2 separate regions of the Homo sapiens genome follow, and region 1 is linked to region 2. The links are chromatin loops, found by intact Hi-C in ENCODE. Cell type or tissue: PC-9. All regions are shown on one strand. Links, peaks and the distances in the headings refer to the core of each region. The heading gives the core; the rest is flanking DNA. Region 1 overlaps EXOC3L4 (exocyst complex component 3 like 4). Region 2 holds the start of LOC105370685 (a long non-coding RNA gene).

Evidence for each region. A loop is a pair of places that touch in the nucleus more often than their neighbours do. Peaks named below come from ENCODE experiments on the same cell type or tissue, not always from the same donor. Only the 100,000 strongest peaks of a DNase experiment are listed, where the experiment ranks them.
Region 1: it touches region 2 in a loop (6-fold over the local background); 6 of 110 quality-filtered maps call a loop at or near these places.

Annotation. Positions count from the first base shown.
Region 1 is chr14:103,108,161-103,121,095 of GRCh38, reverse strand. It overlaps EXOC3L4 (exocyst complex component 3 like 4), which reads right to left. Exons shown (of 12, transcript NM_001077594.2): 11 at 12,579-12,700; 12 at 10,537-11,065. The coding sequence ends at 10,873. LINC00677 (long intergenic non-protein coding RNA 677) reads left to right here. Exons shown (of 2, transcript NR_138038.1): 2 at 65-247. Among named protein-coding and RNA genes, the nearest start is that of LINC00677, 8.3 kb to the left of the region's middle. RefSeq lists enhancers at 7,756-7,805, 10,180-10,790, 10,791-11,401, 12,189-12,268 and a silencer at 11,959-12,018. In PC-9, for the core only: CTCF peaks have their summits at 10,586 and 10,832; DNase peaks (open chromatin) are centred at 9,505, 10,125, 10,775, 11,155 and 2 weaker places; H3K4me3 peaks cover 1,862 bases; H3K27ac peaks cover 3,854 bases.
Region 2 is chr14:103,153,313-103,168,046 of GRCh38, reverse strand. It overlaps LOC105370685 (a long non-coding RNA gene), which reads right to left and starts at 3,853. Exons shown (of 3, transcript XR_944245.2): 1 at 3,682-3,853. RefSeq lists enhancers at 2,597-3,103, 10,480-11,217, 11,218-11,956, 12,681-12,975. In PC-9, for the core only: no CTCF peak of the experiment used is centred there; a DNase peak (open chromatin) is centred at 6,916; H3K27ac peaks cover 3,891 bases.

The sequences.
Region 1 (12,935 bases), core at 7,936-12,935, 51 kb after region 2:
ATATACATAATGCAATTTATAATCTTTTAAGTGCACAGTTCAGTGGCATTAAGTATATTCACAGGGTCGTGCAACCAACAGCACCCTCCACCTGCAGAAATCGTCACCTGGCAAAACGGAAACTCTACCCACTATGCACTAACTCCTCTTTCCCTCTCCTCCGGGCCCTGGCAACCGCCATTCTACCTTTCGTCTCTGTGGTCTTGACTATTCTATGTACTGCAAATAAATAGAGTCACACAGCGTTTATCCTTTTGTGTCTGCATCTGCCAGGAGGGCGTTGTCAGGTTTATTTCACTCAGCATAATGCCTTCAAGATTCATTCATGTGGTAGCAGGTATCAGAATTCCCTTCCTTTTTGAGGCTGAATCATATTCCATTGTATGGATGGGCTACACTGTGCATTCATTCATCTCTCTGTGCACACTGGGATTGCTGCTACCTCTTGGCTGCTGTGTACAGTGCTGCTATAAAACATGGGTGTGTATACCAGGTGTGGTGGCTCATGCCTGTAATCCCAGCACTTTGGGAGGCCCAGGCGGGTGGATCGCTTGAGCTCTGGAACTCAAGATCAACCTGGGCAACATAGTGAGACCCTGTCTCCACCAAAAATACAAACAATTAGCCAGGTGTGATGGGGTGCACCTGTAGCCCCAGCTACTTGGGAGGCTGAGGTGGGAGAACCACCTGAGCCTGGCAGGTTAAGGCTGCAGTGAGCCATGATTGCACCACTGCACTCCAGCCTGGGCAACAGAGTAAGACCCTGTCTCACAACAAAAACAAACAAACAAAAGAACACGGGTATGCAAATATCTGTTCACGTTCCTGCTTTCAATTCTTTTGGGTAGACTGCTGATGTTTGTTGATCTCCACCGGTGCCAGGCGTTGTTCTAAGTGTTTTGTATACATTAGCCGATTTCATCGGACAGCCTAATGAAGTGGGCACTAACTCTCTTCTTTTCACAGATGAGGAAACTGAGGCACAGAGCGGTCCAGTCATGTGCCAGCCAGTGGTGAAGCTAGGAGCCCCTTCACTAAGCACAGTGTTATCTTGCTTCTCCTCCAACGTTGCTCAGCGTCTGAAATTCAGCTTGATGTATTTAAGTCAGACACAAGAAAGGACTTCTAGACCAAGGAGTTTAGATGCAGAAATGGGAGGTACTATCCTTCACTCCTTTTTCACCTTGAAAAAAATTTTTCCCAATCTTTTTCATTACCTCATTTAGTCCATTAATTAAACCTCCACCTGCGCCCTGTAGGGCAGCAGAAAAGGCCGATTCAGCACGGACCAGAGAATAACACAGGGAGGCACATTACTGGCCCTCTCTCTGCATTCTTGAAGGCACCTAGAGGAAAGCTCTCTAGAAGAGGGGCAGTTGGGGCTGGGCATGGTGGCTCACCCCTGTAATCCCAGCATTTTGGGAGGCCAAGGCGGGCGGATCACCTGAGGTCGGGAGTTCGAGGCCAGCCTGACCAACATGGAGAAATCCCGTCTCTACTAAAAATACAAAATACAAAATACTAAAAATACAAAATTAGCCAGGTGTGGTGGTGCATGCCTGTAATCTCAGCTACTCGGGAGCCTGAGGCAGGAGAATCACTTGAACCTGGGAGGCAGAGGTTGCGGTAAGCTGAGATCACGCCATTGCACTCCAGCCTGGGCAACAAGAGTGAAACTCCATCTCAAAAAAAAAAAAAAAAAAAAAAAAGGAAGAAGAGGGCAGTCGAAGGCAGAAGGGAGAGCAACCTGGAGCAGGGCCCAGGGTGGTGGGTGATCACGAGGGGCAGAGGGCCTATAGGTGGCTGGGCCTGGCCAGAGGCGTGGCTGCAGCTGCTAGCCTTGGTCACAAGAGTGGTGCTGACCTCAGGGTGGGTCACCTAGCCCCTCCCCCAGCAGCCCGGGCCCACTTCCCTCTGCATGATGACTTGCACTTCCCACTGCCCTAACCCTGGTTCCCAGGACCCCAACACTCACCCTGCTTCTCCCTTTCACTTCTCAGGCTGTCACCAGCCCTGAGACTCTTCCTGGGGATGCCCTACTGTCTGCATGGGGTGGGGCCATTGTGTTCCCTGTTGACAGATGAGGAAACTGAGTCTCAGAGAAGCAGGCACAGAGGTTGAGGCCTTAAGCCTGAGGTCCCTGCTGCCACCCAGCCTTCCCCAAGAGGAGCAGTGACTTGCTCAGCATCACCTACAGCTCCATGAGACCCTGGCTGAAGTCTGCTGACCTCCTCCGGGACTGTGGGATGGCCAGGACAGCTGACCAGGAGCCACTTTCACGGCACATCCCCTCCTGCAAAGGAGGGAGCATGAGGACCCTCAGCAGCCCAGACATGTACCATCAGGCGGTGCCCCACCCCAGCCCCACGGGACACTGTCGATTTGTTGATAGCCCCCCTGCCCCTTTCCTCCTAGGAGGAAGCCAGGCCAAGGATTCCTTTTCGTATTTGGCAGATGGAGAAACCGAGGCCTGATGAGGTATGGCTTCTGCAGCTATTCCATGAGCCTGACCCACTGTCCTTGCTGGAGAAGGGCCATGGGAGAGAAAGCAGGGCCTATGGGGCAGCAGGACCCCAACCCCAGTGGCCTTCCAAATAGTGTGGTGTAGGAGGGCTTCCTGGAGGAGTGGGTCCTGGTGGAACTCATGGGCATAGGAAGTTCTCTATGCCAGCTGCAAGCGGCCACTCTCCTCCCCAAGTTCAGCTCTCCTAAAACTCTAGTCTTTCACCACAGCTCTCTGGTACTGATGCAAAATGCCTAAGTGCAGCTCCGGTCCCTTCTGCCTGGGGTTCCTGTAGAACATGGGCCCTTCTCGGAGCCGGCATAATTTCCAGGAAAACAGCTGCAGAGCTACGGCCTATGCAGGGTTCTGCCAATGACAGAGGCCAGTCACGTGGCAGGACCTCTCTTGGGAAGCCCAGTGCTGCTTCATGGGGCTGTTTGGAGAAGGAAGTCGGGGAGGAGAGGGGAGGGAAGGGGAAGGAAGAGGAGGGGAGGGGAGGGGAGGGAAGAGGAGGGGAGGGGAGGGGAGGGAAGAGGAGGGGAGGGGAGGTGTTACCGGGAGAGACTATATCCAAGTCATGAAGCACTGAAGTATGTTAGCAGGAGCAAATCCATCCAGGTCTGCAGCAACCTCAGTTCTTACCTCCTCAGAAAAGAGAATTCAACTGAGAAGTCTAAGGCAAAGTGAGAGACTGCAACAAGTTTGAAAGCAGGAGTGAAAGTTTATTTAAAAGCTTTAGAGAAAGAGCCTGGGCAACATGGCAAAACCCTGTCTCTACCAAATAATAAAAATAATAACACAAAAATTAGCCAGCGTGGTGGTGGGCACCTGTGGTCCCAACTACTCAGGAGGCTGAGGTGAGAGGATCACTTGAACCCGGGAAGTGGAGGTTGCAGTGAGCCCAGATCATGTGGCTGCACTCCAGCCTGGGCAACAGAGCAAGACCCTATCTCAAAAAAAAAAAAAAAAAAAAAAAAAAAGGCTGGGATCGTGGGATCGCTGGCTCACACCTGTAATCCCAGCACTTTTGGAGGCCAAGGCGGGCGGATCACCTGAGGTCAGGAGTTCGAAATCAGCCTGGCCAACATGGTGAAACCCTGTCTCTACTAAAAATAAAAAATGAGCCGGGTATGGTCCCAGCTACTTGGGAGGCTGAGGCAGGAGAATGGCTTGAACCCGGGAGGCAGAGGTTGCAGTGAGCCAAAATTGCGCCACTGCACTCCAGCCTGGGCGACAGAGTGAGACTGTCTCAAAAAAAAAAGAAAAAGAAAAAAGTGGCCGGGCGTGGCGGCTCACGCCTGTAATCCCAGCATTTTGGGAGGCCAAGGCAGGCGGATCACCTGAGGTCAGGAGTTCGAAATCAGCCTGGCCAACATGGTGAAACCCTGTCTCTACTAAATATACAAAATTAGCCAGGTGTGGTCCCAGCTACTTGTGAGGCTGAGGCAGGAGAATCGCTTGAACCCGGGAGGCGGAGGTTGCAGTGAGCCAAGATGGCACCACTGCACTCCAGCCTGGGTGACAGAGTAAGACTCTGTCTCAAAAAAAAAAGAAAAAAAAAAAAAGTTTTAGGGCAGGAATGAAAGGAAGGAAAGTACACCTGGAAGGCCAAGCGGGTGACTTGAGGGATTCTAGTGTGTGGTTTGACCTTTGACTTGGGGTTTTATACGTTGACATGCTTCCACTTCCGGCGGGGGGCCATTGCATTCTTTCTGAGGATTCTTCCCTTGGGCTGGGCTGTCCGCACGCGCCGCCATGGCCTGCCATGCCAGCACCTGGGAGGGGCCGCATGCGCGGTGTGTTTACTGAAGTGGTGCACATGCTCATGTGAGGCGCTCTTCCCTTACCCGTCGAGGGTTTCCCGAGGAAGGTCATACATGAGTTAAGCTCTGCCATTTTGCCTCTTAGTGCTTATGCTTGAGCCCACTCACCCGACTCCTGAGATCTTATCGGGAAGTTGCTGATCACTAGTACTAGGTGCTTCTATGTAAGAGAAACACCTATGTTGGGAAACTGCCTTTCCCTGGTGCTGGCTGCGACCAATTATTATTTTAGAGAGACAGTGTAACAACTGCCTATCACCTGATGGTTGCGTGACATTCCTAGGTGCTCTCCTGCCCTGCTCACGTCTGTCTACTGTAACAGAGGCTGCTCAAAAACCACGCAGGCCCTGTGACTGCCTCCAGCCCAGGTTCTGGGAGCCCCCTCCTTGCCGGACAGCCAGGAGCTCTGACTTCCAGACTTTGGAGAAGGAGGGCATCCCACTGTGGGCTGAGGCGTGGAGACCACCTGGGCCCTGGTACTCCACTGCTTAGAGCTGTGTCTTTCCATACATTGCTTGGGACAGTGACATTTCCTTGGGACCTCCTGGAGATGGCACTGGCACACTCAGAGGGTTGGCAGGGATGGCTTAAAGGAGGTAGTGCAGATAAATAACAACGAATGCCACAGGTAGGAGGATGCTCTTGGAGAGCCAGGCCCTCCTCCAGCCAACTCTTGCATTTTCTTGTGTAATCCTCCCCAGTTTACACAGGGAGATGGAACCCAGAGAGGTGGAGTGACTCACACAGGTCACACAGCTAGGAAGGCGCAGAGCTAGGATTCCAGCCCAGAGGTGTCTGAGTCCAGAAGCTGATTCGAAATGCCAGCCCTGAGTCCAGGGAAAGCAGGAACATCATACACCACCAGAGTAAAGCACATGGTGGGCGCCCCACAAACAGCAGAGCTTCTCATGATGAGGCAGGAGAATAGGAGGCAGGGAACCTAAGGCTGTTTCGTTCCTACTTCCTAGAACTATATTGAAAGGAAAACCCACACAAAAAAATTAACTGGGCGTGGTGGCGGGCACCTGTAATCCCAGCTGCTAGGGAGGCTGGAGTGCAATGGTGCTGTCTCGGTTCACTGCAACCTCCGCCTCCCGGGTTCAAGCAATTCTCCTGCCTCAGTTTCCTGAATAGCTGAGATTACAGGTGTCCACCACCATGCCCAGTTAATTTTTTTGTATTTTTAGTAGAGACGGTTTCACCATGTTGGCCAGGCTGGTCTTGAACTCCTGACCTCAAGTGATCTGCCTGCCTTGGCCTCCCAAACTGCTGGGATCACAGGTGTGAGCCACCGCGCCCGGCCTCACCCTAGCCTCTGACTGGTTGCTTTTTGCAACCAATCAGATGTTTGCACAGGAGTGTGACCTTTGTAACTTCACTTCAGCCTCTGGTTGGCTGCTTTCCGCAACCAATCAGGTTGATTGCAGGCCACCACTTCATTTACATGAGGTGAGCATGAAGTGGCCAACGGGAAACTTCTAGGGGATATTTGGACCCAAGAAGATTCTGTATCTGGGCTGTTGAGCTGCTGCTCGGGCCACTCCCACACTGTGGAGTGTACTTTCATTTTCAGTAAATCCCTGCTTTCGTTCTTTCGTTGCTTCATTCTTTCTTTGCTTTGCTGGGCATTTTGTCCAATTCTTTGTTCAAAACGCCAAGAACATGGACAACTTGCAGTCACGACCCTCTACTGGTGACTTTTGTTTTCCCCAAGATTCTAAGAGCCCATTATTTGAGGATTCTATCCGTCTAAGAGCCTTGAGTTCCTCATTTGATGTTTATAGGGATCAAGAACGACTGCCCAGGCCAGGCACAGTGGCTCACACCTGTAACCCCAGCACTTTGGGAGGTTGAGGCAGGAGGATCATTTGAAGTCAGGAGTTTGAGACCAGCCTGACCAACATGGTGAAACCCTGTCTCTACTAAAAATACAAAAAATTAGCTGGGCAAGGTGGTGGGTGCCTATAATCCCAGCTACTTGGGAGGCTGAGGCAGCAGAATCGCTCGAACCTGGGAGGTGGAGGTTGTGATGAGCTGAGATCACTCCACTGCACTGCAGCCTGGGTGACACAGTAAGACTTCATCTCAAAAAAAAAAAAAAAAAAGAAAAGAAAAAAAGAAACGACTGCCCTATCCTGTCAACCACCTCCAGCAAAAACAGGTTCCTCACCAATGCCCAGAATGTCACCATTCATATAAATCCCTTGGGCAAGAATCCCTTTTTAACAACTCAAGTGTCCCGCAAGGAACCTCGGTCACTTCTGGGAATGGGAGCAGGAAGACTAGAGATAAGAAGGGGACTTTTTACCCTATACCCTTTGCGTATCTTTTAAATTTTGACCTATGTGAACGTATTGCTACCCAACACATTATTAAGCATTTAACACATTTTTAAGGCTGCTAATAGATGGGTGGGCATATGTGCAGACAGAAGTGAGGGTGTCCCTGGAGAGGCCCAGGCCCCCAGGGCCCAGGAGAGGATGGACCGAGGGGTGGGTGTGACTTGTCCAAGTTTCACTCCCCTCCAAGTGTTTCCCAAGACCAGGGTCCCAGGAGGCCAGGCTGAGATTTGGGTGGCTCCCAGCAGGATCTGATCCTGTGACCTGGGGCACTGTGGACCCCGCCCTCTGCAGCGGCAGTCTTGTTGCAGCACAGTGGCCGGCAGGTGCCCACTGACCAGCCTTCCACAGGGAAGGGGGGGGACGGGCAGTGTTGTGGGGCAGCCCACTCCTGGCCACCCCCCTGGGCCTCATGATGGCCTGTGAGTTGCATGCGCCGACGGCGGCCCTGGGGCTTCTTTGCGGTGGCAAAGGAAGGAAGTTTGGGGACGGGGGTAGCCTTGGGGACCCTGCAGCCTCCTCTCCCAATGTGGGCAGCAGTGAGGGGTCCTGCAGTAACCTTCCAGCCGCTGGGGATGCTGCCCCCACGCATAGGGGCCCACTGGGTACTGAAGCCAGGAAGGGAGGGGCTGGGGTCACCAGGCGAGGAAGGAAGAGGGCACGCTGTGCAGGCCTGGAGGGGACACACGGACCGTCACTCACAGCACACCCTCTTGTCAGGAACGCTGTGAACAGGTTCACTGGCTCCCTACTGGGCACTCCCTCCCATGTTACCAACAAGAAAACTGGGTCCCCCGCTAGAAGGGGCAGAGCTGAGACTGGAACACATGCCTGCATGGCTCAGCCTCGTGTGTCTCCCACATGACACACTCAAGCAGGGGCCAGGCCCAGACACCAGGAGGGAGAGATGGCCTCGGAGGGCTGCTGGGCCCCAGCCTGAGCTGGGGGAGGCAGCTCCCCAGTCTCCTCTCACCCCACACACGCTGTCGCTGGGCCAGCAGGTGTGTGTGTGTGCACACACACACACATACACACACACATATACACACACACATACACACACACACACACACACACACATACATACATATATACACACACACACACAGTGGATCATCTCTGCAGACCAGAGTGTGCGGGTCTGGGGCATGTGGGTTCTCTGTGGTTTCTCTCTGCCCTCCCAGTTGGGCCTGGGGTGGGGCCCCAGAAGATTCACAGAGCAGACCCAGTCTCAAGGACCTCAAGCTCAGGGACAGAGACCAGAGGGAACCCCAGGACATGCAGGAGCCCCAGGCCACGGTGGCACTGGGGGAAGCCCAGCTGGCCCTGAAGAGGGAGGAGACCTGGGCCATGCAGCAGGGAACAGGCACTGGCCAAGGCTGCGGGCCAGGGGCCGGCAGGCAGGGCCTGGGGGCTGAGCTTGGGGGCAAGTAGGATGGTTCCAGGCTGTCCTGCTTTCTGAGAGGAGTGAGGAGACTAGGCAAGGGCCTCCATCCTGGGGGTGCTGACAGGGGCTGGTGCACATAGGTACACGTGCACAGACACACACACACACACACACACACTTATCAGCCAGGTGACCTGGCCAATGAGAACCCAAGTACCTCTCTGAGAGCCAGCCCCACCCCCACCGGCACCCTGCAGGCTTGGCCTGGACAACAGATGGCCAAGGAAGCACTGCAGGCTCATTGCAAGGTCTCATGGGCTCAGCCTCCACCCCTTAGAGCAGAAAGGCCAGTGGCCAGACCCCAGGACTGAGGCACCCAGGGTGCCCCGGTCTCAGCCCCGCCTCTGCCCCCAGCCTCCCTGACTGCATCCTCTAGGAGCTGCCATCCCACCCCCAGCTCGGCCTGGCTTGGCCTGGGAAGTCCCAGCCCCAGCCACCGCTGGGTTCAGGAGGATCTGCACACATGGCATACACACCCTCCTGGCATGGAGATACAGGTGCACATGTGCACACAGTTCCTGCCAGGAAAACCCTGACTTCCTGTCTCCGGGCCTAGGAACCCTCAGGGTCTAAGCCGGGCCCCCTCCCTCTGCCACAAGCCGCTCAGCCTTCAGCACCTCTTCCCAGCCTCTCTTGGGGCCTCCCACTCCCAGTGACCTCCACTCAACTCAGGTTTTGCTCCAGCCTCAGCACCCCACCACCCCAACCCCAGGGTGCCCAAGGCCTTCCCGTAGGTGGGCCTCTGGGAACATGGGGTCACAGGGAGGCCAGGCCCCCGGCCTTATGGCTGGCTCTGACTTCACCCTCCCCAGCCGAGGAGGCACTAACAGCACCCCCATTTCACAGCTGGAAAAAAAATGAAGCAGTGAGATAAAAGAACCTGCCTGCATTCTCACAGGTGGGAAGTGGCAGAGCCAGGACGGAACCCCCTCCTTAACCCCACAGCCCTGCCCCAGGACCCTCTGGCTCCAGCCAAGTGGCTCAGTGAGGAGCTTGAGACAGAAGGGTGGGGAAGGGGGTGGCAGGGGCTCCTTGGGGAGAACCTGACCAGGACCAGACCAGGCCAAGCCCTCCCTTCTCCCCTCCCATGCACCCTGCCTGGGACACTCATGGCCACCAGGTCAGGGGTGGGGTCAAGCAGGGGACAGGCTGACCTGTCAATCACCTGCCCCCTCTTGGACCCCTCCCCTGGGAAAAGACATGCCCCTCTGGCCCCTGGCTGGGAGGATCCTGAGCATCTGCCAGCCTGTTTTCCCATCAGGGACGGGACCGCTTATTGGCACCAGCATCACATACCTGCCCCCACCCCAGCCCTGGAGATGGGGAACCCCAACCCTCCCACTTCCTCATTCCTGCCCCACCTGCCCCACCCTGCCAGGGGAGGTCTGGATATTCCCTTGCCCTGGCCTGCCCTGCTCCTGACCTCCAGCCCTGGTGCCCCCATGGAGGAGGGCACTGCCCCAGCACTTGCTCCCAGAAGAGACAGACAAGCCCCAGGCACTCAACCCCCAGGCTCTAGGCCCCAGCAAGACTCAGGCTCCAGGCCCCAGCCCTGGCATAGGAACCGGGGCAGGTCTGCCCGGGGAACTGCCCCCTGACTGTCCACAGTGCAGGGAGGGGGCCTGGAGGGAGTGGGGATAGACACGCCCCCTGCTTGCCTGGCACCACAGCCTTTCAGACTCCTTACCCTGTCCTCAGGCGACCCAAGTTTGTGGAGCTCTTGGAACCTTGGCCCACCTGCAGTCACCTGCCCCCCACTCCCGCCAGGGTCAGGGTCAGGCCCAGAGACACTATGGGGGCCCACTGTGGAGGGCTGGGAGGGGCACCTGTCACCACCTGTCTCAGCTGCTCTCTGGAAATCTCCCCATCTCAACTTTCAGCCTCCCCAGCCAGCCCGGCTGCCAATGCAAATAGGTTTCCCAGCACCCCAGCCCGCAGCTGCCGCCAAATTTCAGCGGCAGCTTTGCAGAGAGAAGCGGGGACGCAGGTGCACGCTGGAGCAGTCTCCTTACGCTTGCCTCCATTGCTGACACCTCAGGGTCACCCCCGGACACACACTCCATGGGTGACACACCCCCTGCAGTAACTTGACAACTTCCACTGCTGAGAAGTCCCTCCTACATCTAACCCAAATTCTTCAAGCTGCAGAACCAGCCTTATCCTCTTTTTGTTCCCAGGAAGCCCCGAGTCTGCTTTGGCTGGGACAAGGCTGACCAGGCACAAGGCCAGTGGATCCGGGCCGTGGTGGGGGCAGCCACAGGCATGGGCCTTCCCTGCTCTGGACCTGCCTCAGTCTTCCCGTGGCTTCCACAGGCATGAGAGGGCCACCCACCAAATAGTGTCACCAGACAGCCTCCGGCCTGGCCCTTCAGCACACCGGGACCCAGGTCTCCCATCCCCTGCCCACTCCTTAGGGAGGCACCATTTTAATTCACATTTATTTTTTAAATAAATACTCTGCTCTTCACTTTCAGACTGGAGGGTGAAGCTGGACAGTCGGGCGGGAGGCCCCCCCCCGCCCGATAGGCAGCATTGAGAGCTCTGCGGCCCCAAAACACTCCCCTCAACGATGCCTGAAATGCCTCCTGCACGGCTGCTCCTTCTGGCCTGACAGCTGCGCTTGGCTGCTGACGACAAAAATTCCCTAACTGCAGTGTCAGAGTTGGGGGCAGGGCCCAGAGTGACTCCCTGGGCTCCTGGCTGACCCCCACTGACCACAGCTCCCTGCCAGCGGCCGGCCCCCCCTCGAGCCAGAGAGAACTAGACGCAGGTGATCAGCACAGCCATGGCACTGGGCACCTTGATCTCCTCGAAGAGCACGCGGCCCCGAGGGGCCTCCGCACCCGCCGCCCCGGCCGCAGCTCTCAGCAGGTCTTGAGTGTGCTGCAAGAGATGCTGGTTCCGCTGGCGGCCCAGTCGGCGCAGCGCCAGAATGGCCAGTATGTGGTCCCGCCTGCAGAGACATGCGGGCACTCACTGCAGACCTACACCTCCGCAACACCCCCAGCCCCAGCATGAGGCGAACCCACGGGCTTGGGAGTTAGTATGAGTCACTCTGCATTCCAGGATGGTCAGGGAGGTCAGATTGACTGAGGCCAGGAAGAGCTGTGCTGGGGGAGGGGGCAGGGCGTGGGCCTGGGGGACACCATAGCTGGGCTTGAAGGGGCACAGGAGAGGGGTGTGCAGAGTGGGAAAGAGCCCACGCAAAGGCGTGGAGGGAGACCTGGGGACCGGGTGGAGAGACCCAGGCTGGAGAGAGAGGGAGACCCAGGGACAGGGTGGAGAGGGAGGGAGGGAGGGAGACATGGGGGCAGGGTGGAGAGGGAGGGAGGAGGGAGACATGGGGGCAGGGTGGAGAGGGAGGGAGGAGGGAGACATGGGGGCAGGGTGGAGAGGGAGGGAGGAGGGAGACATGGGGGCAGGGTGGAGAGGGAGGGAGGGAGGGAGACATGGGGACAGGGTGGAGAGGGAGGGAGGAGGGAGACATGGGGGCAGGGTGGAGAGGGAGGGAGGAGGGAGACATGGGGGCAGGGTGGAGAGGGAGGGAGGAGGGAGACATGGGGGCAGGGTGGAGAGGGAGGGAGGAGGGAGACATGGGGGCAGGGTGGAGAGGGAGGGAGGAGGGAGACATGGGGGCAGGGTGGAGAGGGAGGGAGGAGGGAGACATGGGGGCAGGGTGGAGAGGGAGGGAGGGAGGGAGACATGGGGACAGGGTGGAGAGGGAGGGAGGGAGGGAGACACGGGGACAGGGTGGAGAGGGAGGGAGGGAGGGAGACATGGGGACAGGGTGGCGAGGGAGAGAGGGAGACCGGGGGACAGGTGGTGGAGAGGGAGGGAGGGGGTGATGCAGCTGCGGGTGACGGGGCCAACGGGGTTGGGGAGTAGTTGGAGGGGAACTCCCAGGGTGATGTAAGGGCCACTCTCTCTGAGCCACAGCCTGGAAGACAGGCCTGCTGGGGATGGGGAATCCTTCCCCACCCCATGGCAGGGTGGCCTGGGGAAGGGGATGAACCAGGGGCTTTCTGTGAGCTCCACATCCCAGAATCTCCAAAAGAATGGACTTGGAGAGATTCGAGCTGGGATTTCCAAAGGCTTGGATGACTCACCGACCCCCCAGCACAACCCGGGATCAAAACCTCCTTCCTCCTGACCAGGTCTCAGAATCCCCTGGCTTTCAGAGAGGGCTTTCTCCCCAGGGGTGGGGGGTCCGCCTCCCCCTCAGATTCCAGGACTGGAGGCGTGCCCACCCCTGGTGGGGCTGATGGAGGATGGCCAAGAGCAGATTAGGAGAAGGGGCTCTCTCCATTCCCCCTCCAGCCTTGAGGGTCTGAGGGTCCAAGGCCTACCTCCTGCCTCTGGTCTTCAGGCCCCTGGGCAGTCAGGTCTGGGCTGGGGTTGCTCCAATACCAGCCCCCTTGGCCCTGAAGCTCTGGTAGGAAGCTAGTGGAAGCAGGTGGGGTACACACCTGATGTCGGGGTAGCTCCGGATAAGAGTCTCCAGGTGCCGCTGGATGTCATCTTTGTAGGTCTCGCCCAGGATCTCAGCCACGCACTGGATGGCTTGGTCCAACCATGTGGCCTCGGAACCCTGCGAGACAGAGCCACCGCCTGCCCCAACAGCCCTCTCCCCACCGCTGCTCCAACTCCTGCAAGAGCGCGAGGTCAGTGCGAGGTCAGCCCTCCCGCAGCGTCAGCCCTCCTGTAGTCACTCTGGCTCGGTGCCGGGACTGCCTCCCCCAAAACAGAACGGGAGCGTGCCTGGGCACCGAGGGCTCATGGGCTGGCTACACAGCCTTCATCTCCCCTCCGATCCCATCCTGCTT
Region 2 (14,734 bases), core at 3,899-8,898:
AACTTAAGGTGGACCCAGACCAGTATGGCAGTTGTGGCTTGGCCAAGTTTCTTTCTTTCTTTCTTTTCTTTTTTTTTTTTTGACAAAGTCTCACTCTGTCACCCAGGCTGGAGTGCAGTGGCATGATCTTGGCTCACTGCAACCTCCGCCTCCTGAGTTCAAGCGATTTTCCTGTCTCAGCCTCCCGAGTAACTGGGATTACAGGTGTGCACCACCATACCCAGCTAATTTTTGTATTTTTAGTAGAGACAGGGTTTCGCCATGTTGGCCAGGCTGGCCTCAAACTCCTGACCTCAGGTGATCCGTCTGCCTCGGCTTCCTAAAGTGCTGGGGTTACAGGTGTCAGCCACGGCACCCAGCCAACTTGGCCCATTTTCCCTTGAATTGCCCAAACTTCTGGGTTAATATTGGTCTCCACAAGGAGGAGATAAAGAGTTTGTCCTGGGGCCATCAGGATGGTGGTCCCCATATGGGCCAGAATATCCCTGCCCAACAGAGGAGTTGGGTTTTCAGGCATAATTAGAAAAGTATGTGTGAACAAGAGGTCTCCTCAACTACAACTAAGGGGTTGGGAGAACTATTGGGTTAAAGGTCTTCCTGAGATGCCTCTCACGGTTGTGCTAACAGAGGAAAGGGACCCAGATTGGAGAGGAGAACCGAGAGACCAGCCCTGGTGTCCAGAATGCGGTCCACTTTCCTTCCTTCGATTTCCGGGATTACCCAGGGCTCCTGAATGCTAATGGTGGTCTAGACCACCAGAGCCAGGGAGAGGAGCCCCAGGATCTGTCAGTCTGGCTGGACCATTTGGGAGATTGGCTCTGGACTCAGAGACCAGCATTCTCAGGGACAATCCACTTTCCAGTGGTCCCCATTGCAGATTGGACAGGGACGAAGTGGCTTCCTCATGCTGCCAGGGCAATTCGTTCTAAAATCCCCTGGCTTGCCACGTCTGTAGCAGTTAACAGCTGAACCTCAGGAATTCTGGGGTTTGTGGACCTGCATGGTGGCCATTAAAGCCTCTGCCTCTTTCCTGCGCGTCCTCTCTCTCTCTCCTGAGCCTCCCTGTCTCTATTATAAATGACTGAAGTGGCCACTTTCAGGAGGTTCTCTAAAGTACTATCTGATCCCAGGGCCTGTTTCTGCAGGGACTGCCTGAGTAATAAATTTATTCTTTAGGATTAGTTTCCTTTGACTGAATCAGGAGATAGAGAGGTGTGCTTTACCAAGGGCTCCCTTAGCCTTTCCAGGAAGGCAGTGGGATTCTCATCAAATCCCTGTTCAATCATGGATAGCTTGGTGTAATTGAGAGGCCTAGTGCTAGTCCTATGTAAGCCCTCCATTATGCACTCCTGAAAGTGTCTCCTCTTCCATTCTCCCATGTCATCATGGGGATCCCATTTAGGGTCATCCAATGCTACTGCTTCTCTTCCAGTTGGATAAAGTTTGACCCCTTCCCTGACACTATATGTGATACAAAGTTCATCCCCAAATCCCTCCCCTCTGCCACTTGCAGAGCCTCCTGCTTCTCAGCTGTTACTCAGGGTTTGATTGAAAACTAACATAACATCTTTCCAGGAGAGTTCAAATACTTGGGTTAAATTCTGGAAAGCCTTTATATATATCTGTCAGGGTCATCTGAAAACTTGCCAAGATCTCCCTTGATTTGCTTTAAGTCCTGTAGAGAGAAGGGGACCTGGACCTCATGGGGGCCAAATTCACCAAGCATCTGTTGGAGGGGCAAGTGTGACACTGGGGCTTGCCCAGGGTGAGGATTTCTAGGAGGGGGCAAGTGAGAGAGAGAAGCTGAAGAGGGAGGACCGGGTGGATCGGGAGGAGCAGGGCTGGTGGGAGCTGGCTCCCCTGCTGGAGGTGCCTCCGGGGCTCATTTCTATAGTTCCCTGGGATTGCCCCTTGCAGCCTCTCCTGAGATGGCAAAGAGGAGGGATGGATCAATCCTACACTGTCGGCAAAGGTCTGGATTACCCTGCAAGGTAAAGAAAGCCTGCACATATGGGGCATCAGACCATTTGCCCTCATGTTTACGGAAAAAGTTCCAACTTCAGGATGGTATCAAAATGAATGGTTCCTTCCTGAGGCCAAGCCAGACCTTCCTGCAGATCATGATTTGGCCAAGCCTTTGTACAGAGGACTATGAGGTGTTTTTCCTCCAGAATCTGAGGGTCAAAGCAGTCCCAGTGATTCAGTATACACTCCAGAGGAGTATAGACTGGGGGTGGTGAAGATAGCTGGTTCTGAAAGACAGGGAAAGACAGGGAAATAGGCATTCCTCATTTCCCTTCCTTCTTTCGGCAAAAACTTGGGGTGTGAGGGAGAGAGAAAGCAAGCATCCCCCTTTTCTCTTCTGTTTTTTGATCCCTGAGACCCATCGACCTTTAGACAGATACCACCCACAGGTGCCACTATGGCCCGCACCTGTGAAGCAGGGGGTGCCTACACAACAGGACTTGTCTGCACTCACCCACATCTCCACCCCCCACTACTGTCGGCAGCCCTCAGGTTCCCTGGGCCTTATCTATGCCATGGAGCATGGCCTCCTTCCATGAAGCATGGGCTGAGCCAGCAGGAATCTGTCCTGACCATTTACACTGTGCCCGTTGCCTCGCTTTGGATCCCTCAGATCTGGTTTTTCTTTCTAGGGCTTCAGCCCAAAACTTGGAATCGAGTTTGGAACAAAAAGGTGTCTGAGGGGGTGCATGGGTCCCTTTAGATGGACTCCCCGATGGGCCCTGCCAAACTTGCAGTTATTAGCCGGTGGGGGTGGCTCCTTGGTTGTTTCCCCATCATAAGCGGAGTGCTGAGGCAGGAAAATAACCCTCTTGCATAGAAAAGGAAAGAAAAAAACAGCTGTGGGAGGAACCTCTTGCTCTCTGCAAACGGGTTCCTTTAATCATTGTATCCCTTCCACGGTTTGGACCGAGATGAACTCCCTGGCCAGGGGAGGAAAGACTCTATGGGCACATGGCAGGGGGGGCGGCGAGTGGCAAACACTGGCCAGCAGGCTGCACGGGGTCCCTGCCCTCAAGACTGCCCTGGGGCCCTGGCAGCAGCCATGGTTCTCTCTCACTGCCCATGGCTGGTGGCATGGCATGTGCATGCCGCAGACATGCCCAAGCACCCCAGCCAGGAAGGGAGGGGGGTGAGGAGGGGGCCACCATGTGCCACACGTGCCTGTGGCTTTTGGGCTGGGGATGGGGACGGCACCTCTAAGGACAAGTGGAAATCACACTGTCCTGAATTGCATATCTGACTGCTGGGCCAAATGCTCTAGCAATATTTCTGCAGTTTGCAGCAAAACCCTTAACATTATGACAGAAGAGATAGGAGCTATTTCAAACCATGAAAGAAGAAAGGAAAGATACCATGGAAAATTCTGGGGGTCTTGGCCAGCCCCCTGATGGGCAGTCAGGAACTGGGTACAGTCTTGGGGCCTTCTGGCAACACCGAGGTATGGCCTCGACCAGATGCCTTCAGTGGCCCCAGGACTTTATTCCAGTCCCAGGCAATGGCTAGATCTCCATGAAGGGAACAGAGCCAACATTCCTTTTACGTAAAAGAAAGAGAGAGATGGCAGGGTTGCATCCTCTCCCCTGCAAGTGGCATAGCTCAGAGCAAAGTCTGAGGACAAGAAGAGACAGATCTGGCAGATTCGCATTTACTCACCCTGCTGACGTATCCCAAATGAGGCCCCATAAATGAGCAGGAAATTTCCCCTGACCCCTTCACAGGCGGGAACTGGAGTGTGGGCACTGGAGCTAGCTGGCCACTTTGGCGCCGGCAGGGACAAACTCCACTCATTCGAACCCATTGTGCTCAACCCCTCGTGGGAGGGAGCATGCAGGTGAGCAGGTGCAGGAGCCGGGGTGAGTGCTTTTGGGTGCCAGCAGGAGCAAAACCCCATGGGAGCCCCGTGGCAGCATCTGTGGGGGGAACCCATGACCCCCAAAGTCCCTGAAGGAGTGTTACAGTCAATGCTCTTTCAGCTCTGCCATCCGTAGATGGTTTAAGTGTTAACAGCTCAGTGGACCCTCTGCCTTTTCGCATGAGGCGGCTGCTTTCCACCAGTGAGGGCAGAGGGTCAGTGTGACAGCCTTTTGCATGTGCACTCGTGGTATCTGAGCTCTTGTTCAGAATCTAGGAAAAATCAGGTCACACAAACAAATGGAAGGGTGGTGAACATGGAGGATTTTATTGCCAGTGAAAGTGGGTCTCAGCAGGAAGGAGAACTGGCAAGGGGATGGAGCTGGAAGGTGATTTTCCCCAAGTCTAGCCATCTCCAGCTGGACTCCTCTCCAAAGCAACACCATCAAGCTGCCCCTCTGAAGTCAAGCTGCCTCCCTCTGATGTCCAACCATAGTCTCCAATGTCCAGCTGCTTCTCCTCTTCTCTGCTCTTTGCTGGTGGAGCCAGTGAAGCCTGGGGTTTTTATGGGTGCAGGATGGGGGTGGGGGTGGGCCATGGGTGGTTTTGGAAAAAGCAACATTTGAGTGGGAAAACAGGAATGCATGTTCTTACTTTGGGCTATAATTCCAGGCTTGAGGGTGAGGCCCTCACTGGGGACTCACCCTCTTCTGCCCAGAATTTCCCCGCCTCCTGTCCCTATCATGATTATGTTCAAGTACAAGGTGGGGCTTCTGTCCAAACACCAAGGACGGAAGCCAGGACAAAGAGGGGCCAGAGACAACAGAAACACACCCACCGGGCCACAGAATTAGTCTCCATTCTGCTGGACTGGACTCTGTGCCCCGGTACTTCTATTCTGTATCCCGAGTCTCACTTCAGATCTTTCTTGCAGTTCATGTGTCCAAAATTCACTGTGTCCAAAATTATGTTCTACGTGTCCAGAAGTATTTGATTTCAGTGATGATACTTTTTTGTTTTTAAAAGTCTTATTTAGTTATTTCCCATCTTTCTAGTATTTTAATAGAATTTAAACATGACAAATGAAACATAGTATTTTGTCCTTTAAATATTAACTTTGTGTATCTATCAAGTCATCCTGTAGTTGGAAATTTCAGACGTCCCCAGTCCATTTTTTTGTCTAAAGGCAGTCACTCAGGTGTCTGTGCCCTCTCCGATCTATAACATGGCTCATGGGTTCCCCTTCACTGGAGCTGTGCCCAAGGGCATCCTGGCAGCCTGTCTACACTGAAGATACATTGCTCCATAGACTTCACCCTTTGTGTGAAGCTCCTGGGGAACTTCTTACTGCTTTAAAATGTAGGAGATTTTTGGTTGTTTGTTTTAGAAAACAAACAAATTGAAAAGATAGCTTGTTATACTGATAGAAGCAGTAGACAGCCAAATGCCTAGGCCGATAAGGAAAGGTCCTCAGAGACCCTCCGACCCGTCCAGGTCACTGTGCACAGGGGGCTCACCTAAACATGCCCTCAGTGAAAAATTCCATCCCTTCACACATGCGCAGTAAGGGAAATAAATCAATGTGGTGTGGCTCAGACTAACGGCTCACATGCGCACTGGAAGAAAGGGATGGAGCCTTCAGGAATCCATGCCCTATGCTGGGAAGGAGACTGGCCTCTTCAGCTTGTGCATGGTGGCCTGGTATTCAATCTGTGAGGTAGGAGCTGGCTGGTGGGACCCCTCTCTCTGCTGAAAGTTCCCCTTTTGCTTAATAAATTCCACTCTCTTCACCCTTCAATATGTCCATGTGCCTAATTTTTCCTGGTCGTGAGACAAGAACCTGGATTTAGCTGAACTAAGGAGCAAAATATCCTACATCAATACTATTGAAAAGATAGTTTGTTATACTCACAGGTACCAAGAGCAGGGGCCATGCCACAGAGGGGCCACACAGGGAAGTACCAGGATCTGTCAGGAGGCAGAGAGGGCAGAAAAACATGGGCAAGAGCCTTTATCAGGGTTTCTGCAGGAAGGAACACGTGAGGCAGGATGAATGGTTTAAGACTGCCACGCATGAATAAAATAATTTCACGGGCTCTGGCACATAGGGACTGCCCCTAGATGTCTGGTACCTGGTTCTAGGGTGCTCAGGACAGGTGGAGACGGGCCCAGAGTGTTAGAGCCAGTAGAGGAGGTGGCTGGGTAGGAGCTCTGGTTTGGTGGCTGCCGTATGGTGGCGTGCGTGTAGGCTGGTCCTTTACTCTCTAGGAACGGGCTAATCAAGACCCCAGATGTAAAGCATCATGTGCAGAAGCTAGAAACAGGGTCATCTCGGCTACCCACACCTCCCTGTCAGAGTCTTAGCTTGCAGTTCCTAAAACTGCACATGGGGTGAGTTTGAGCTGCATGCTGACATGAAGACTGGCCTTGGCTTCCAAGTTACAGAGACTTTTCTCTTTCCAGAGATCAAACCAAGACAAGCTTCATCCTTGACACTTTTTGAAAGAAAAAGGAATTTTTCCCTCTTAATCCACCAGTTCCACTGTGAGTAGAGCCCTTCACAATTACGGGCTTCATTCAGGGGTGTCAGTGCTAACCTTTCACAGAACAAGGCCTGGTTCCCCATCCTAATATGGCCGTTGAAATGGAAGTGTCTTGGTTACCTGGCCTAGCAAATCTCCCCAGGGCCACTGTAGCATCTGTGTCAGCTTAGTGCCTGCTTTGCAGCTCCTTTTCATTTTTGGCCAATAGAGTTTTCCCTTGATTAGGCTCTCAGCCATGAATGAAAGGACGTTTGGTATTTCCTCCAAAATTTCCTAGCATGCACTGCGGGAGGTTTTGTAGGGAACCAAACCCATCTCACTTTTGGACAGGACAGTGGCATTTGTTTTGCAATAACTGCTTCTACCCTGTGTTCAGAGTGGCAGACAGAGGACTCCGAGGGTGGACGTCACAGTGGCTGTGACCCTGGCTGTCTGGCTTTCCTCTCTGCAATGCCAGCAGATTCTATGGCTCACTTTCCACAGGTCCTGAGCCTGAGAAACCTCAGGAATGCAGGTAGAGCCATTACCCTCTGTAAGAATGACACAGCCCAGCTAGGATGGGGTCATTGCAGGGACAGCCTCCTCCCCAGGGAGCTGGGAGCACAGGTTTCAGTGCTGGAGAACTCACGGGTCAGAGTCTTTGCCTCCACTGGAACTGGAGAAGTGAGCAGGAATGCAGGCAGGAGGCTGTCAGGGTGCAGGCAGGAGGCTATTGAGGTGCAGGCTGTGGGGGGTGCAGGCAGGAGGCTGTGGGGGGGTGCAGGCAGGAAGCTGTGGGGGGGTGCAGGCAGGAGGCTGTGGGGGGGTGCAGGCAGGAAGCTGTGGGGGGGTGCAGGCAGGAAGCTGTGGGGGGGTGCAGGCAGGAGGCTGTTGGGGTGCAGGCTGTGGGGGGTGCAGGCAGGAGGCTGTCGGGAGTGCAGGCAGAAGGTTGTAGGGGTGCAGGCAGGAGGCTGTTGAGGTGCAGGCTGTCGGGGTGCAGGCTGTGGGGATGCAGGCTGTGGGGTCCTGTCTCATGGCCCAGTCAGTGACTCGTCCTCCTGGGTCTCTGGGCTTCGCGCCTGATTGATCATCGGAATCACTGCAGGCAGGGACGGGGTGTTGAAAACTCGGGTCTTTATTCAACATCCCCATTATTCTGATTTGCTGGGGCTGGGGCTAGGGCTGCGCCAGCATCTGGGCCCTGGAGGAGACCCCTTGGGGGTTTCTGCAGCACAACCCAGCACTGGGATCCCCTGCTCCTGTGGGGAGAACACGGCGGATTTTCAGTGGCCAGGAGGGAACGCAAAAGTGGATGGACTCTTGCTCTAAATTGTCATTTCGGCTCTCCCAGACTCCTGGCAGCCAAGGAGAAGGAAGAGATCCTGACTTCGTGTTGAGTGAGGCTTTGTAACTGTCCCGACATGCACACACCTCATATCATGTGCCAGGTGGGGGAATTCAGCGGCAGAGAACTCTTGCATTTCTCTCCTTAAATGCCTGTTCTTCGCAGACCTGTGAAAACTTAGAAATAGTTAAAAACAGGCCGGGCGCAGTGGCTCACACCTGTAATCCCAGCCCTTTGGGAGGCCAAGGCGGGTAGATCACTTGAGGTCTTGAATTCAAGACCAGCCCAGCCAGCATGAAAAAACCCTGTCTCTACTAAAAATTCAAAAATTAGCCAAGCTTGGTGGTGGGTGCCTGTAATCCCAGCTACTCGGGAGGCTGACGCAGGAGAATCTCTTAAACCCGGGAGGTGGAGGTTGCAGGGAGCTGAGATCGTGCCACTGCACTCCAGCCTGGGCGACAGAGCAAGACTCTGTCTAAAAAAGAAAAAAAAGAAAGAAAGAAATAGTTAAAAACAAAACGGTTCACTGTCTTATCTTCCTGTTGCAACAGAAGTCACTGGTAATCTCTGACAGTTCAGTTAAACAGACTCAATTCAGATTTTAAGACAGTCTCTCACAGTTTTAAACCACATAAGATGTCAACGAAAAGAGTCAAACTCGGTGAAAGATTCGAAGAGATTTATTCTGAACCAAATATAAGTGACCATGGCCCATGACCCAGCCCTTGTGCCCAAGGGGACCAGGGCGTAGCCTCCGTTTTATACATTTCAGGAGACCTGAGACATCAATCAGATTCATGTAAGAAATACGTTGGTTCAGCCTAGAAAGGCGGGACGACTTCAAGTGGGGGACTTCCAAGTTATAGGTAGACTTAATTTAAAATTTTTCTGATGGCAATTGGTTGAAAGAGTTATTATCGGCCAGGTGTGGTGGCTCATGCCTGTAATCCTAGCACTTTGGGAGGCTGAGGCAGGCAGATCACGTGAGGTCAGGAATTCAAGACCAGGCTGGCCAACATGGCAAAACCCTGTCTCTACTAAAAATACAAAAATTAGCTGGGTGTGGTGGTGGGCGCCTGTAATCCCAGCTACCTGGGAGGCTGAGGCGGGAGAATCACTTGAATCCGAGAGGCGGAGGCTGCAGTGAGCTGAGATTGAGCCACTGCACTCCAGCCTGGGTGACAGTGAGACTCCATCTCAAAAAAAAAAAACGAGTTATTATCAATAGAAAGGAATGTCTGGGTTATGATAAGGGGTTGTGGAGACAAAGCTTTTATCCTGCAGATGAAGCCTCCAGGTAGCAGGCTTCAGAGAGAATAGCTTGTAAATACTTCTTATCAGGCTTAAGGTCTGTGTTGATCTTAAACACTGGTTGGCTTTTCCAGAACTCACAAAGGGAGGAGGGCATCGTGAGGCATGTCCCACCCTGCTTCCTGGCATGGTCTGAACCAGTTTTTCAGGTTAGCTTTGGAGTGCCCTGGCTGAGAGGTGGGGTCCATTCTGATGGATGGGGAGCCTCAGAATTGTATTTTTGGTTTACAAAGAGGACTTCTGATTCTGGTCAAAATGGGACAAGGACCAGGTTTACCCTCTGCTCTGAAACAACTGAAAAACCTGAGGCTGGGCGTGGCTCACATCTCTAATCCTAGCACTTTGAGGGGCCAAGTTGGCACATCACTTGAGGCCAGGAGTTCAAGACCAGCCTGGCCAACACGGCAAAACCCCATCTCTACATTAGCAGAGCACGGTGGTGTGCTCCTGTAGTCCCAGCTACACGGGAGGCTGAGGCACAAGAATTGCTTGAACCCGGCAGGTGGAGGTTGCAGTGAACCGAGATTGCACCACTGCACTTCATTGGGTAAAAGAACAAGACTCTGTCAAGACTCTGTCAAGAGCCTGGGTGACAGCACGAGACTCTCTCTCTAAAAAAAAAAAAACAACCCTGAGAAAGAGAAAAATCTACAAGACGAGCTTTCGTGACACTGAGCGTCAGGCAATGAAGGAAAACGGGAATCAAGTGGGGTGAGCCCTGAGATGCCCGGCTAGCCGCGTGGAGAGTCTCCAGGCCATGGGGTAAGGAGACGGGACCAGCCTCCTCCTGAGCGGAGCACAGCCAGCTGGGAGTCCAGGCAAGCCTAGGTGGCAGGATCCACAGGGCGGAGCAGGAGGACAGAGCGCTGCACAGAGGGAGCCGGAGGTCTGCAGAAGGTTCCCACGAGTGTTCAGCCGAGAACCGATCAGTACGTGCGTAAGGGGAACCTGCCTGAGCCTGGGGAAAGAACCACCGCAAAGGATTAGAAGTCGCAGTGTCTGGTGCTCACCCAAGGCTGGGAATAGTTGCCTGTTCCCATCAGCCAGAGTGGAAGAACTCGTGCTTCACCTGGCATTGGTAAGGGTCCTCAGAGGGGTCTCAGCTCAGGAGTAGGGAAAGTTAACCCTAGGCTTGATGCTGCTTGGGTCTCATCTAATGGAGTTCTCATGCAAGACCCAAAGGGCCAATCTTTCCAAGTAACTTGGAAAAAGTAACTCGGTGCCTTGATCTGAGGGGATCGTCCGACGGAAGCTCCAAGTTTTTAAATTTTTTTCAGAGACAGGGTCTCGCTCTGTCACCCAGGCTGGAGAGCAGTGCTGCGACTGTGGCTCACTGCAGCCTCAAGCTCCAAGGCTCAAGCGATCCTCCCACCTCGGCCTCCTGAGTAGCTGGGACCACAGGCCCATGCCACTAAACTCGTGCTTTTTAAAAAGAAGGTTATATGTTGACATGATTACAAGACTTCCCAGATTTCAAAAGTGTTTCAACCAGCACTTTGGTGAAAAACGTTGGAGTCTGTGTTTCCCTCGCACTGACTTTTTGCATTGCTTGGTGTTAGCGAGCTGCCCCGCCTCCTCTGTAGTGAGAAGTGGGTCATAAATCACCCACCCGTGGCTCAGAAGAAGTACTCAGGACCTGGGTGAAGGGGCAGGGAAGGGATGGACCCGGGAGAGGGCTTGTCCCACCACTAGGGTGAGAAAGCAGCTCCGCGGAAGGGAAACTGCGCCTCTGCAACTCCCCAGAGAGCCTCCCGCAAGGCCTGGACCTGGCTGAGTCCCCGCGTGCCCTGGGGTAGGGGCTCCCATAGCCCCCAGAGCTTCCTCTACAGCCAGTTTGTGCTGCCCACAGTGGGCCGGGGCCTCTCCCCCTGGGAAGCTGAGTGTCCCACAGTCCTGGGCAGTCCTTGGGGCCACCACCTGGCAGAGGTGCTCCCTGTAGTGGTCACAGCCTTCGCTGGAGCTGCCTGAGGCTGTCCTGCCTTTCCCAGGACTTCGCTGGGACTGCTGGCCTTTGGAGGAAGCTGGGAAGCACCTGAGCACTCGGGAGAGACTGGGCTAGTCTGGAGCTGTCTCTTGGTCCCCAGGGTGAGGGATGGGAGGGCTGAAGCTTGGTGAACAGGCTCGACCTGGACACATGTCATTGAGACAGCATCTGAAAGGGGCAGGCAGAGCCGTGACAGCCGGGACTTCCAGGGCGTTGCCACCAGCTATGGGGGAGTGTGCTGGGCCGTCCCGCTCCTGGGGAAGGATTTTCCATGTTCTCGTCTTACAGGAGAGAAAAGAGCCGACGAGAGACCCAGCCAAGTCCGTCCCAGGGGCTGTGTCACTCTGCTTGGGTATCCCAGGGGTGACCCAGCTTCTGTCCCCTGCCCAGCTGGCCCCAGTTCTGCTTCCCGGGGACTCAGACCTTCCCTCCCTTCAGTGCAAAGGGGCAGGGTAGGTCCTGGGCCCGCAAGGCCAGGCCTCAGTTTCCCCTTCCTCGTGACAGATTTGGCCCCGCCGGCCCCTCAGCCCACCTGGCTTTTGTCCTTGCAGCCTGGATGCCCTATTTCCTTGGGGACCCCAACACTGTTTTTTCTTTAAGTGAATCTAGAAAAACACATGGCCACACAGCCCTTGCCAAACAATTCCAGAACAATCCTTGGATCGCTTTGGAAAAAGTAAGCATTCCCCTTCCTCTCCCACTCTTCTGAACTCCACCCACCCATGCAGTGGGAGCGACTGAGATGCTCGCTGCTTTCAGGGGAAAGACCTGGGGGCCGAGGGCACCTGACAGAGTTGCCCCTGCCCAGGCCTGCATGGGGTGAAGCTAGGCAGGGCCCTTCACTGCAAAAATGTTTGGGCTCGGGAAGGACCCCAGGGCTCCTGCACGTATGAGGGCCAGGCTATTTGACGGAGATGGGGCCAAGGTCATGGCAACGGGAGGATGTGGGAGGGTGGACAGAGTTGGTCCTAGGACATGGGTCCTGCCCTTGAAGTTCCAGACTCTGCCCAACCCTGAGAATCAGCTGCCTTCCGGGGGGGGAGCCCCTCTGCTGACCAAGCCTGCCCTGTCCCCAAATGAGCATGGCTGCCCCCAGCCCAGGCTCCTCCTTCAGGCCTCTCTGCCCCAAACCCAGGACAAGCTGCTCATTCACCCCCAACAGGGGCAGAAACCAGGCAGTGAGGGTGACAGGATTTTACTGTGGGATCAGGGATGGTGGAACAACAGAGCAACCCAGAGGACACAGGACAAGTGAAGCCTGAGCCCAGCCTGTCTTGGGGTCCGAGCCTGTCTTGGGGTCCGAGCCTGTCCTGGGGTCCCAGCCTGTCCTGAGGTCCGAGCCTGTCCTGGGGTCCCAGCCTGTCCTGGGGTCCGAGCCTGTCCTGGGGTCCCAGCCTGTCCTGGGGTCCGAGCCTGTCCTGGGGTCCCAGCCTGTCCTGGGGTCCCGGCCTGTCCTGGGGTCCGAGCCTGTCCTGGGGTCCCGGCCTGTCCTGGGGTCCGAGCTTGTCCTGGGGTCCCGGCCTGTCCTGGGGTCCGAGCCTGTCCTGGGGTCTGAGGCTGTCCTGGGGTCCCAGCCTGTCCTGGGGTCCGAGCCTGTCCTGGGGTCCCAGCCTGTCCTGGGGGTCGCACACTGGCCCCTCCCACTGCCCCCCTTGGTGCGCTCTGTGCCTCTGCAGGCCTGGAGTCTGGACCAAAGTGCCTGACAGTGCTGGCCTTTGAAAAGGGAAGGGCCTGCCAGGCTCAGCCTCCAGGCTGCCAGGGCCCGGCCCTGACCTGGGTTGAACTCTTCATGGATGAGCTGGCAGAAGGACTGACCAACCTCGTGGGGAGATGTCCCAGCCCGGCCCTCAGGGAAGGTCCCACCCTCTGGCCTCAGCACACAACCAGCCATGTGACAGGTTCATACTCAAGAAAAATCCTAGGCACCCTTATTTAAGTAAAGCCGTAGGAATTTATTATATAGACTTTAAAAAATTTTTTTCTAGTTTTAAAAGCACTTCTTATAGAAAATGTTCAAATTAAATATCAAAATAAGAAATTTTAAATTACTCAAGCACTACAGGCATGAATATGTCTTAAATGCCTTTCCCCACTATATTTATGCAAAATACCATCTTGTTTGCAAAAATCTATACAGAGAAGACTCACCCACCATCCCACACATTTTAAAGGATTACGTGAAGTACAGATTGGATCCTGCCACCTTCCCCTTCCCCTTGAACATTTTGGTGCCAACGCATCTATATTAGCACAGCCATTCTGCACAGATACTGTTCTACAAATTTGCATTTTTCACTAATGTCATGTCACGGATGCTTTTCCAGATCAGTGGAAACAGATCTGCCTCCTTGTGTGAATGGCCACACTGCATTGTGTAGTATAACTGTTTTCCTCTTTCCTTCTTGCTGGATAGTTTGGGAGTTTCTAGTTTTCCCTACAACGAGAATCCTTGTATGAATAATGACAAAGGTTTGTCCTATTATTTCTGATAACATACATTCCCTACAAGTAGAATTATTACCTCAAAGATACTGTTCAATATCTCTTTATTAAGATACAAAATCTCTCTCTTTTTTTTTTTTTTTTTTTTTGAGAAGGTGTTTTGCTCTTATTGCCTAGACTGGGGTGCAATGGCATGATCTTGGGTCACCACAACCTCCTGGGTTCAAGCTATTCTCCTGCCTCAGCCTCCCGAGTAGCTGGGATTACAGGCGTGCGCCACCATGCCTGGCTAATTTTGTATTTTTAGTAGAGACGGGGTTTCTCCATGTTGGTCAGGCTGGTCTCGAACTCCCGGCGTCAGGTGATCCACCCACCTCGGCCTCCCAAAGTGCTGGGATTACAGGCGTGAGCCACCGCACCCAGCCTAGGATAAGAAATCTCTTTACTAAGGTAAAAACATTTCAGCAGGGATGCAAACCATCTCGTTTTTCTGAGGACTCTCCCAGGGACCTGTATGGCTTAAGAATCCAGAAATGTGATTATAACAGGGCTACTAAGGCAGCAGGTTATCAAGACAATCAAGCAGAATCCCAGGATTTGTTTGTTTGTTTGTTTGTTTTGAGACAAAATCTTGTTCTGTCTTGCCCAGGCTGGAGTGCCATGGTGTGATCTTGGCTCACTGCAGCCTCTGCCTTCCGGGTTCAAGCGATTCTCCTGTCTCAGCCTCCCGAGTAGCTGGGATTACAGGCGTCTGCCACCACACCCGGCTAATTTTGTATTTTTAGTAGAGACGGGGTTTCTCTACTAAAGGAGTTCAGGGTTTCTCAAACTCCTGACCTCAGGTGATCCACCCGCCTTGGCCTCCCAAAGTGCTGTGATTACAGGTGAGAGCCACCGCCCCCAGCCAGAATTCCAGGTTTTTATTTGAAGTTATTTTCAAAAACCATGGCCTCAGACTCTAAAGCCTTAGAAACACTGCAAGGCTCTTCTGTTTCAATAACAGTTCATGGTAATCAAGAGATTGGAAAGCTGATAACAGTTACAAAGTTTCACACAAGTTCTAATTTCCTATAGGAAAACAAGATTTATACTCTTGTAAATGGTCTTAATTCCACACCTTATCCAATCAAATTCTGTGATCAACCTTTATCATTTGGAATATCTCTCCTCCACGGTTTCAGGGGAAAGGAGAAATCTTTAACCCTCTCTTAGATTTTTTTTTGTTAATGCACATTTTCATTTTTAAGGAGA